Regions from separate parts of the Homo sapiens genome. Here region 1 is linked to region 2. A link is a loop called in an ENCODE intact Hi-C map of the cell type or tissue named here. Cell type or tissue: Panc1. All regions are shown on one strand. Links, peaks and the distances in the headings refer to the core of each region. The heading gives the core; the rest is flanking DNA.

The links. Hi-C counts contacts between places; a loop is a spot of excess contacts. Peaks named below come from ENCODE experiments on the same cell type or tissue, not always from the same donor. Only the 100,000 strongest peaks of a DNase experiment are listed, where the experiment ranks them.
Region 1: a loop joins it to region 2, with 9 times the contacts of the local background. A loop is called at or near these places in 11 of 110 quality-filtered maps.

Annotation. Positions count from the first base shown.
Region 1 is chr7:97,062,736-97,068,771 of GRCh38, forward strand. No RefSeq gene overlaps it. Among named protein-coding and RNA genes, the nearest start is that of DLX5, 41 kb to the left of the region's middle. In Panc1, for the core only: CTCF peaks have their summits at 2,435 (motif pointing left) and 2,648; a DNase peak (open chromatin) is centred at 2,436.
Region 2 is chr7:96,073,104-96,079,139 of GRCh38, forward strand. DYNC1I1 (dynein cytoplasmic 1 intermediate chain 1) reads left to right here. Exons shown (of 17, transcript NM_001135556.2): 15 at 2,954-3,094. Among named protein-coding and RNA genes, the nearest start is that of MIR591, 140 kb to the right of the region's middle. RefSeq lists enhancers at 2,674-3,281, 2,674-2,941, 2,921-3,094. In Panc1, for the core only: CTCF peaks have their summits at 2,506 (motif pointing right) and 2,713; no DNase peak of the experiment used is centred there; H3K4me3 peaks cover 1,258 bases.

The DNA.
Region 1 (6,036 bases), core at 479-5,478, 990 kb after region 2:
GGCAATTCCTCAAGGATCCAGAACCAGAAATACGATTTGACCCAATAATTCCATTACTGGGTATATACCCAAAGGAGTATACATCATTCTACTATAAAGACACATGCACATGTATGTTTATTGCAGCGCTATTTACAATAGCAAAGACATGGAACCAACCCAAATGTCATCAATGATAGACTGGAGAAAGAAAATGTGGTACATATACACCATGGAATACTATGCAGCCATAAAAAGGAATGAGATCATGTCCAGGGACATGAATGAAGTTGGAAACCATCATCCTCAGCAAACTAACACAGGAACAGAGAACCAGACACCACATGTTCTCGCTCATAAGTGGGAGTTGAACAATGAGAACACATGGACATAGGGAGGGAAACAGCACACACCTTTGGGGAATGGGGAGTGACAGGAGGGAAATTACATGAGGGTCAATAGATGCAGCAAACCACCATGGCATACGTATACCTATGAAACAAACCTGCACGTTATGCATATGTATCCCGGAACTTAAAGTAAAATAAAAATTCATTAATTAATGATGTACTTTTTCATATCTTCTTGGTATGTATAGAGAGGTAAAGTTTTGTGGTCATTTAATTTCAAGTTGCATGGATGCTGCTCAGAGAATCTGTCAGCCAAGATCTCTCCCTTGTGATGAGTTAGGTAGACAGAACAGAAAGCTTTCTTTAGAGGCTATGAGAGGAGAAAGAAGAGTATTCTCCTTTTGTAGATCCACAGTGTCCTCACAAAGCTGGCTGTTTGCACACTGCTGGACCAGCACATCCTGTCTGGGACTTTGAAGGTCTTTGCCCATTACCCTGAATCTATAATGCCTGATATTCTGAAATCATGGTGTGAGATGAGTCTCACTGATTTTGTGCTCTTAAGATTCTGGTTGAGGAAGTCACTATGCAGTTCTCTAAGGGATGTAGAAGTCTGGGAGAAAAGTATCGCATGGAAACCTGCTCATGTATGTCTCCCAAAGTTCAGGGGCAAAAAATCAGGCTTGGAACCATCACAAAAATTATTTCTAATAAAATAACTGTACTCACTTACACAAGTTTGAAGGACAATAATGCATCTTTTTCTTTAATCACCTTAAATCAATAAAATAGTAGTTTGTGATATCCTTATCTTTAACTCTTTTATGATGTTACCATCAGTGATAGAAATAAGAACTAGAATGCTTCTGTTACCCCAAGAAAGCAGGAGATGGAAAAAAAATCCAGATGCTTAAGATTGCAGGCTTAAAAAATTCTTGCTTACATTTTAGTGTGCAGTTAGCTTCTGACCACCTTAATTTAAATAGTATCTTTGTGGGGTAGAAAGAAACCCCAGGAATTTTGGTTAAATACAGCTCAGTTACTATAGAAGACGGTCATTAAATATTTTATAAGGTATTTTATGTAGCATGTATTTACAAAGGGTACATACAGTGCTACTTAAGAGCCCCTATTATGTACACAAAACATGTTGTTATAGGATGCTATGTTCAGATCATAAGCTACAGCCTAAACATCTAAAATAATTAAAATATCCAAAATCTATTTAATGGCGTGGCATTTAGGACTGTGTAAACACGTAAGAAAGTGTGCTTTGGGCTTCCAAATAATCCACTGTATTAAAAGCTACATTCTAAAACAGTGAACAGAGAACTCTGGAGTTCTGCTGTCACAGTAAACCTGTGCAACTAAATCAAACACTCCTGGTCAGATATTAAATGATTAAAACATTTCCAAAATCACTTGAAAAAGAACAAATCCATCACATCATTATAGCTAAGTTTACTGCTTAAGAAGCAATACGGCCGGGCGCTGTGGCTCACTCCTGTAATCTCAGCACTTTGGAGGCCGAGGCGGGCGGATCACGAGGTCAGGAGATGGAGACCATCCTGGCTAACACAGTGAAACCCCGTCTCTACTAAAAATACAAAAAATTAGCCGGGCGTGGTGATGGGCGCCTGTAGTCCCAGCTACTGGGGAGGCTGAGGCAGAAGAATGGCGTGAACCTGGGAGGCGGAGCTTGCAGTGAGCCGAGATCGCGCCACTGCACTCCAGCCTGGGCGACAGAGCAAGACTCTGTCTCAAAAAGGAAAAAAAAAAAAGAAGCAATAGCACAGCCCTGCCTACAGTACCTCAGAAAACCCAGTGCTAACGAATTGTTACGAACCCAGTGTAACGAATTGTATTAAGAAGCAAAAATGCAAAAACAGCAGCCTGATTATTTTTAAAATTATAACATACCCTCAGGTAAGTAGCTTGAATTTGCCTCCCGGGCAGAGATTGGATGTGGAGGAGAGCTGAGTTGGGAAGCATTTTGGCTGCAAGTATTAGAGATTTTAAATTTTTCTCCTGAACTGAAAAAGTTCCATTGTAAGCCCACTGAATACTGTGCATCTAACCTTGAGGCAACCTAGCAACAGTGACATCTAGTGGTCACACTAATTGCATCTCCTCACCTCTCTTCCTCCCCAAACCCTTCCCAAAAGAGTGATATCAGAGTTAAGCATTTAAAGTTGAATCTCTCTGCTAATATCTACCCTTAAATGGTCTTTCTGGGTCTCTAAGTTGTTTCAAATACAAGTATTGATAGATCAGGGCTAAAATGTTTAACTGAGTCTTTCTTTGATTTGTATGAAAGTCACCTTGCAATATAGCAAAAGGAGAACAATCGGGCCCAAATATTAAAAAAAAAAAAAAAAAAAAAAAAAGACAAAACAAGTCTGACAGCCCGAAGATCTTCGTCATGATTAGAACGCTCAGAGTTGCTTTGTCCTGCTCCTATACTCCATCACACAGAAGGCTGCCACCAGACTAATCTCCCCAAATAGTAACTGTCATCAATGCTTCAGTTGTCCCCAGCTGCCCACCACATTGAATTCATACGTACCTGCCTGGCTTTCAAAGCACTCATAAGAATCACCCACTGTACTTATTTCTAACAATTCCTCATTTCTCTACTCCAGCCAAGTTAGTTTCTTTTCTGTTCTCTGGATCCATCATAGTCCTTTCTCTTTTCTTGCCTTTTTTCCTCCTTTTCTCGCTCCTTTCTTCTCTGATATCTATTTTTCAAAGCTCATTTTAAGTTCATCCCTTCTACAAAGCCATATCTTCATTATTGCTCAAGCCTATGCCGACCTCTCATTTCTCTGAATTTCCATTTCATTTACACTTAGTACCACTCAGTGAAGCATTAAATGGCTTCACTGGTGTTTCAGGCTTCTTGGTCTTGTCTCATCTGCAAGTTTTAAAACTCTGCCAAAGCAAGAGTTGATATCTTATATGTCTTTTTGTATTTTCCATAGTCGTTTATTTTGTTTGTTTGTTTTGTTGCTGTTGTTGTTTAAGACGGAGTTTCGCTATTTTACCCAGGCTGGAGTGCAATGGCACCATTTCTCCTTGCTGCAACCTCCACTCCCCAGACTCAAACGATTCTCCTGCCTCAGCCTCCCGAGTAGCTGGGATTATAGGCATCTCCACTACCACACCTGGCTAATTTTTACATTTTTAGTAGAGATGGGGTTTCGCCATGTTGGCCAGCTGGTCTTGAACTCCTGACCTCAGGTAATCCATCCACCTCGGCCTCCCGAAGTGCTAGGATTACAGGCATGAGCCACCATGCCTGGCCCATAGTTTTTAAATGATGTAACATATCTAAAACAAATCCTCATCTAAACCATTCCTTAATTTCTCCTCAAGTTTCAGTGGAACAACTCTATCTCTTCTTGTCCAACTAGTTGGTGGACTCTAGTTTTTAGTAACTGTTAGTATAATGTTAAGCTGAGATACGAAACAATAAATAAGCCTTATACCAACTTGAGTTGTTGTAAAAATGTATTCCCAGAACATTTTCAAGGGAACACCAACATAGAATGAATTATTTTACAAACATTAGATACTATACAACAGAGCAAAATGACAAAATAGTGTGGAAATCTCTCTTTGTATTTGAAAAGCTCTATTTCCCTTCCTTTAGGAAGATCATCTACTATCTACTCCAAAAATGTTATCCTATATCTGTAACTCAAGTTCTGTTCACTATTGTTTGATGGCTCCCTGCTTTTCAAATCGATGGTACACTATCATGGATTATCTAAGGAACACCGAGTGCCAAAATAAATTCCTAGTTTCTATTATGTTTTAAATAAAGGGAACTTACATATCAGAATTTGGATAAATAATATTTAAGATTCTATTCCATATCCACTAAGCATTGGCCGGGTTAATACCACATTGGTTAAGATTCAACTGAAGGATTGAATTTTCTCCTGGTCACCACGTTTTTAAAGAGACAGACAAATTGGAGAGAGTTCAGAGGGGAAGAACAAAAATGATCAAAGGTTTGGAAAATCAGCTCTGTGAGGAAAGGTTAAGAGAATAAGGCCTGTTCTGCCTAGAGAAGAGAGAACTGAAGGGCCATAATAACTCTCCAAAATACATAAAAGAATGTTTCCAGGAGGAAAGGGACCAATTATCCTCATTAGTCAACAAGGATAGGACTAGGGATAATGGGACTTAAGTTGCAGCAAAAGGAAGAAAAAAAAAGATTAAATATTATGAAAACCTTCATTTCAAGGCTAGGCCTAATGCTTTTTCTGAGTTAGGGATAAAGAAATCGTCCCTCTGTGATGATAGGGAAAATATCAGAAAATTATCAGAGAAAACCTTGGCAACTCAAGAATTATAAAGGAAAAAAAGATGAAATTTTGATGTTATGCTTAAAATGTGCATAACATTCTCCACTCAAACCCAATGAGGTAGTTATTTTCACCAAAAACCATAAAAATACATACAGAACACATAAAAACAAAGATGCACAGACAAACAAATACAAATGAAGAAAGACAATTACCTATTCCCATACTCTCTTGGCTCATCTTTCACAGGATTAATGCATAAAATAGGTTTTATCTTAAAATAATAAAACATTAGTGCCCTTTGTTCCTTGATTTAATATAGTCATCATATTAAAAAGTGGTGGAACTGATAGAGTTTTAAATACAGATAAATCAAGCATGCATAAAATAATGATGGAGTGGAAGAAAATATAATACATCTGAAAAAAATCAGCATTCATTTGCATATGATTTGTTTTTGTTGCATGTCATTTACCTTGGTATATTCTTAAGGCCCTACTTCTCTGAGAAGGTGGGAATTATCCAGTTGAATGCATTATCTTCATTCCTTTATATCTCAGCACAACTCTGATTGTCAGTCTCCATTTCTCCATTGCTTTCTTCTCTCAATGCATATTTATTGATAACCTGCTGTTTGACCAGGAACTAGGCCAGTGTTTTCACTCACCTTTATTCAATCAATCATTCAATCATTTAGCCAATGAATATTTATTGAATGTCTTCCATATCCTGGGCACCTTGATAAACACTCTGGCTAAGGCTGAGGACAAGACATACTTTGTCCCTGCCCTCATGGAGTATACATTTTGACATAAACAAATACATATGATGTATGAGGAGTGTTGAGGAGGGGAAGTAAAGGGTGCTATGAGAGCACATAGCGGGAGAACCTAAGTTAGTCTAGGGAACACTGCCTTACAAATGAAAGTTAGCAGGTAAATAATGGGGTGTGGGTAGAGGAAGGGGCAAGTATTCCAGGTAAACTGGTAGAGGAATAGCATGTGAAAAATTTCAGAAAGAAGAGAGACAGCAATGGTGTTTATGAATTTATATATTTTATGAAATTACCTTAACCAGCCTTTTCTATAAAGTGAGATTGGGCAGTACAGTAACTATGTCTGTACTTGGAAACATTGAAATTATCTATAATATTTTTCATTTTTAAGATGTCAGTGATTATATGATGAACTGCCATTTTAATCATAGTTTTTTGGGTTTGAAAAACACCTCTACGTTAAAATGGGAAAATAATGTGTCTTGAATATATTTGCACTTGGTTTTACAAAATGGGATCTTACCATATACATTGTTCTGAAACTTTATTTTTTGGAAAATGATCATATTTTCATTATTTGGGGATAAATTTGATTTTCAGACACAAAAATAGTCATTTG
Region 2 (6,036 bases), core at 476-5,475:
AAGACTTTCCCAACCTGTGAATTTATCAATGTTAAACAGAGCCTTTGAAAATATAAGCCTTCCTCCCTTCTCCCAAACACACACGTACTGTAGCCTAGAATTATTTGCACAGCAACTTTTATAATAAAAGGCTCAGTCTTGGGGTGAAGGGTGATAAGGAGGTTGGAGAAAGGCTAGAGAGCAATAGCATTTCAATCAATACTATTAAATATAAGAAACTGGGTTTTGGTAACATGAACAATAGCAGTTATTTCCAGATACTTAAAATGTGAAGTCTCCAGAATATACTACAGTTTTGGTTACATTTCTCAGAGAAGAAACTACTAAAACAAAAAAGGAAATAAAACACTGAAGATTTACAGGATAATTAAAGAATTAATGTATCAAATAATATCAGTTCCTTAGAAAATGACTGTTTAAAGCTGGATGGTCTTTTAATTGATCAAAATAAGGATTTGCAATTGTGTTACGTGTTTAGTATAGGTCTGTATGAGTCTATCTGTATGAAGACCTCTATACCCTCAGATATACTATCAGCTGAGTTGATGAGGATCCTGACAATTGACTTTTTAAAGCATATATAAACCTTTAACACCCTTTGACTTTGAGAAAAATTTGTTATTCGTGTTCTTTAACAAATAGTGGGCTGGCTAGCTATAAAATCAAGAATTTGCAGTGGGAATAATCTTCTACTGAGAGTTAGAATTTAATATTTACAAGTAGTCATTGAAGGTGCAGCCACTCCACATTGCCTTTTAAAAAATATAAATAAGGAAAAATGATACAATTATGCTATTTTCAGGTGTCATTGGACAGTTAGGTTTTATCGAGAAAGTAGTTTGAATCATGTAGTCCAAACAGGGAGAGAAAGAAAGATGCTACAGAAATAGCCAATAAGCAAATAATTTTGGCTTCAAATCACACTGCAAACATAGTACATAATACATACTTTGGCATAAAAGAATTATAGAATCATAAAATTTAAAAAACTATAAGGCTAATGTCCAGTTGATCATTTTGTTATCTCAATGTCATATAATTCTTTTCAAATCACACCCTCTGTCAGATATTTTTTGAATTAAAAATAAGACACATCTCACTATATCCACATAGTGGCCCATCTAAAATATTCTGTGTTGCTTTAATGTATTAAAAGTTTGTTCAGGCCGGGCGCGGTGGCTCACGCCTGTAATCCCAGCACTTTGGGAGGCCAAGACGGGCGGATCACGAGGTCAGGAGATCGAGACCATCCTGGCTAACACGGTGAAACCCCATCTCTACTAAAAATACAAAAAAAAGTAGTCGGGCCTGGTGGCGGGCACCTGTAGTCCCAGCTACTCGGGAGGCTGAGGTAGGAGAATGGCGTGAACCCGGGAGGCGGAGCTTGCAATGAGCCGAGATCGCGCCACTGCACTCCAGCCTGGGCGACAGAGCGAGACTCCGTCTCAAAAAAAAAAAAAAAAAAAAAAAAGTTTCTTCAGTTCTAAGCGGTGATTTTTAAATGTCAAAGAAATACAGTCCATAGAAAGAGAACTCACAGTTACTACACTACATTTTTGTGTGATATTTAGGTTACAGTTTTATTGTTTTCACACTGATTTTTCTCACTTTCATTTCAGCAGAGATATTTTGTGCATTTTATATTAACAGTTCACTTGGAGAAATCACTCTAATATTTGGAGCCGATTCCCTACAGATACATTCTTTAAACATTCTGTGCAGATAGGATTTGATTGTTCATATTGCATGTTATCTTTTCTTGATCTTATTACTCTGGCCTGTACAGGCATTCAGTGGAACCCATGAAGAGAGTACAGACAGCTGACTGGATGAAGAAGACATTGGGGAAAAAAACTCCCATTGTTTAGATTTCTGTCAGAGGATATAAGAATACTTAATTTCTTTTATCTCTAGGGCTTTCATTATCATTTAAATTTCATTTTACATTAATTGATCAGGGATTAGTAAAGCCATTATGCAGAAATTAGAATAAGACAAGCCAGATGGAATGAATAATTCATGAAGTCCAATTACGTTTTATTTCTGGTGTACTTTCAAACTTGCCTCTGACTTCTGTGCTATTTTGATGTGACAATATTCACTGGAAATCAAGAGTGCCATTTTAATTTATTGTATCCCTCTGGAGTGGAAGCATTTGTATGCACTAGGGGTATGTTAACGCATTTCCACACACACACCCCAACACCCAAAAGTCAATTTTGGGGGTTTTGAAAACACTGGGTGATCTAGGAATACTGTTCATTTTGTACAGAGGTTCAGGGGCACTTCAATGAGCCACACCAGTTCAACTGATTGGGGTGAGCTGACCCTATGCAGAGAGACTAAAGGCGTAGGATCGCGAAATGATTACCTCCTGGAAGAGCAGTAATCCTCTTTAAAATATTTGCACGCATTCCTCTCTGCAAAAGAACCCTTAAAATGTGAATTTGGCCTAGAGTTGGACTGGAGGTAGCAGCAGCTGTTGCAGCTACAGACGAGGACCACGAGGTGGCAGGGGTTGCCTTCAATGAAAGGGTTCGGGGCGGTCGGGACCGCCGGGGCTTCAGAACATCCCCGCGGGTCTGAGCCGGGCCGACCACGGTTGGGTTTAGGCTCCGAGCATCTCGCAAAGCGTTGCCGGGCGAGAATTCCGAACTAATGGAAAGTCCGGTCCACCTGTCTGGAATGTCTCATACAACTCTGTTGTCTGAAACCGCCTCCCCACCCCCGGTCCCAGCCACCAGCCCCTTGAGAGGCCCCCTCTCCCCCCGGTATTTATTTATGCCACTGGACAGTTCTAGTCACATTAAAGCTCCGGTTCACCTTCTCGAGGACTTTCATCTCGGGAAGTTTTATGACACTTTGTGAATGTGCAAAGTTTTTAATTAGGCTCTCTAGACAGCCCGAGGCAGCAGCAGCGCCACAAAGTCTTCACGGTCTCTCTGCTTTACAGCACAACAAGCCGCTCTACTCCTTTGAAGACAATGCAGACTATGTGTACGATGTCATGTGGTCCCCCGTGCATCCTGCGCTTTTTGCCTGCGTGGACGGGATGGGGCGCTTGGACCTCTGGAACCTCAACAATGACACCGAGGTGAGCGGCGGCTCAGGCGCCCGGGCCGGAGGGCTGGGAGGGGGGCGCAGTCGGCCACTCGCAGTCTCTCCCTCTTTCTCCAAAACGGCCTTTTTTGGACAGACCTTCCAACTGCAGCAGGGCTGCCGGCCCCCATTCTTGACTACCCTGAAGGGAATTGGCAGATGCATTGGCCAAAAATCACTTAATCTCCCTTCATCCCTAAACGGTGGCTGCTCTCGGACAATTAACGACCCTTTTTTGCAAAGAGCAAAACGTTATGCGTTCACACCTTTCCCTATGGGACAGGACACACAGGCATTTGTCAGAGCCGTGTTGAAATAACTTTATAGGCAAATACTTGGAAAAGAAAGCTTTTGTGGACGTCGATTTTTAGATTGGGCTTTTAAAAAGGGCTATTTGTCAGTGTTTGCTACTTGTACCGTTTCTATTTTGAATCCACAAAAGACGATTCTGTTGACTATTTTATGTTTAGATCTCTCATCCATTTGATTTGTACCAAGGTAAATATTCCTTGTCTAAGATATCAAATTCAGAGGCAGACTTTTACAACAGTCTCCAACTTTAAACATGAATATCAAACTCAGTATTTTTTTAAAAATAGATTTTAACATGTCACATTTACAGCAAGTGAAAATACCCATTTATTTTAAAAATCAGCCAGTAATAAATACTGTTTTTAAATTATGCTATAAAAATTTATGTTTTAAAAACTATGCCACATGCATTGTTCCTTTTTGCCAGTCTAGCAAAATTACTGAGTTGCTAATTCAGCTACTTGGATTTTTTTTTAACATAAATATTATTGTCCTTCAACTTTATAAAATAAAATGGTCTCTGCATCACTTCTTGGTTTCTGATTCAAGAAAGCTCTCTATAAATAAGAATGGACAGGTAAGAGGAACAAGTGCTGCGAACTATATGTCAAGTGGAGAACAACAAAAAGGTCTTTTGAAGTGTTTTGAGCAGGAAACAGCTCAGCCTTTTTAATTAGGAAGCCCACAGCTGGAGGATCTGAGGAGGAGCACACTTCCCTAGTATTTGTGTGTGTGTGTGTGTGTGTGTGTGTGTGTGTGTGTGGGAGGGGGCAGGGAAATATTCTTCAGGTGTTATTATTAAGTCTTTGTATCTTCAAGGGTATATACACCTATAATTGCTGCCAAGTAGTTATCTTTTAAAAATCTTTCAATTTGAGTCTATTTTTGCTTTTAGCTACAAGAATTCTGTGACAAGAATGAGTTAGGTAATGAAGCATCTTTGAAAATAATCAAAAGGCATGAGTATGTGAAATGTCCCATCATTTGGATGTTGAAATGTTTATAACATTATTGTTTTTAATAGAAAGATGTTATTACCCTACATTGTAAGGGTTTCCCAGAGTCTTCATCACTGTTTATTAAAATCATATTGCTTCTATTTGCTAGGAGAAATTCATTCATTTAAAGCAACCAAAAAAACTAACATTTTCCTGATTGACTTAGGAGACCGCTGTAGTAGAAATCCAGCTTAGTTGAGATGTTTAAGTGATACCCAACTACAATGCATATGAAGGGAGTGAGTGTTCTACAAACTCCTTAACAATTCCTATGTAACTGTTTTTCTTTTAAATTTTTTTTAGGTAAAATGAAACTAATGTCTCAACATTGATAAATATAATTTTTTCCCTTCTCTTTCTCTAGATATCAAGAGACAACCACATAAGAGTTTCATAGCTAAACATTTTTTAAAAATCATTATTGGTCATGCAAACTGTTTAGTTTTGTGGTAAACATAATTCTGCTTTAACAATAATAGTAGAGATACATTGAGTCCAGCTCAAATCCAGTAATGAACCGAACACTTTTTAAAACCTTCAAATCATTTTTGTCTTCTGGCAAGTTGAACAAGATTTTTCTTAAAAATTAGATTTCTTAAAAAAATCTGAATTATCAGTAGAGCAGTATGTTTGGTTGTTGTTTTTATTATTACATTTTTGGACCAGGTTATTCCAGCTGTTCCTATGCAAGGATAGTTCATATTTCCCACCTCAGTATTTCTGATTTCTACTGCTTAATGTAATAATTTATGATATATAAATCTTGCCTTTGCAATTAAAATGATTGAGCCAGGAAAACTGTGGAAATATTTGTGAAACAAAGTACAGTATAAGAGACAGAGAGAACATATGAATTGTTTTTTATTATTCATCAACTTTTGAAAGGTCATTACTGATCGGATTAATGCAAATATATTTTGTCATTTTCTTCATGCATTTATGAATTTTCTAGCGCATAATATAGGCTGTGATCATTATTTTCTATCATTTGTAATATATATGAAAAGAAACTATTTTTAAATGTTTAAAATATTGTTTCACTTTGTTATAGTACTTATATTCCAAATAAAAATTCTTGAAAATGTATTAGGTATTATTTTAAATGTGTCACAATGTCAGTTTATTTTCAGTGATTTTTTTGTTATATTCGTATTAAGATTAAACATTTTATTCTATTTTTAAGATTGTTCATAGATTACCTAATTCTATTCAATATCAGATTGTTCATGGAATTAGGTAATAGAATTAAGCAAGAATCCTGTATGAACCTTCTAAATTATGGTATTAAAAATTAACTTTGAAGAGTCTATAGTTGAATCACAGATTTGTTTTCTGGGCAGCACAGTCATAATAAAGTGTATTGACAGCATTATGATCCATCTAAATTCACATTGTTTCAGCCTCTGAAAGATTTGGTTAAAAATTCAGACTCTAGCTTGCACAGCAGGTACTTTTATTATAGAAATTGTGTATTTTTAAAAAATAAATGAGCCGGGGACTTTTGGGGTTTTTTTTTGTTTTTTTGTTTTTTTGCTCACAATTGACATACAGTGATTTAAGCGGGTGAAAGAATTTTTATTGATTTCAAGATTAAGTTTAAACATAGATTCTTATATATGATGGAGTT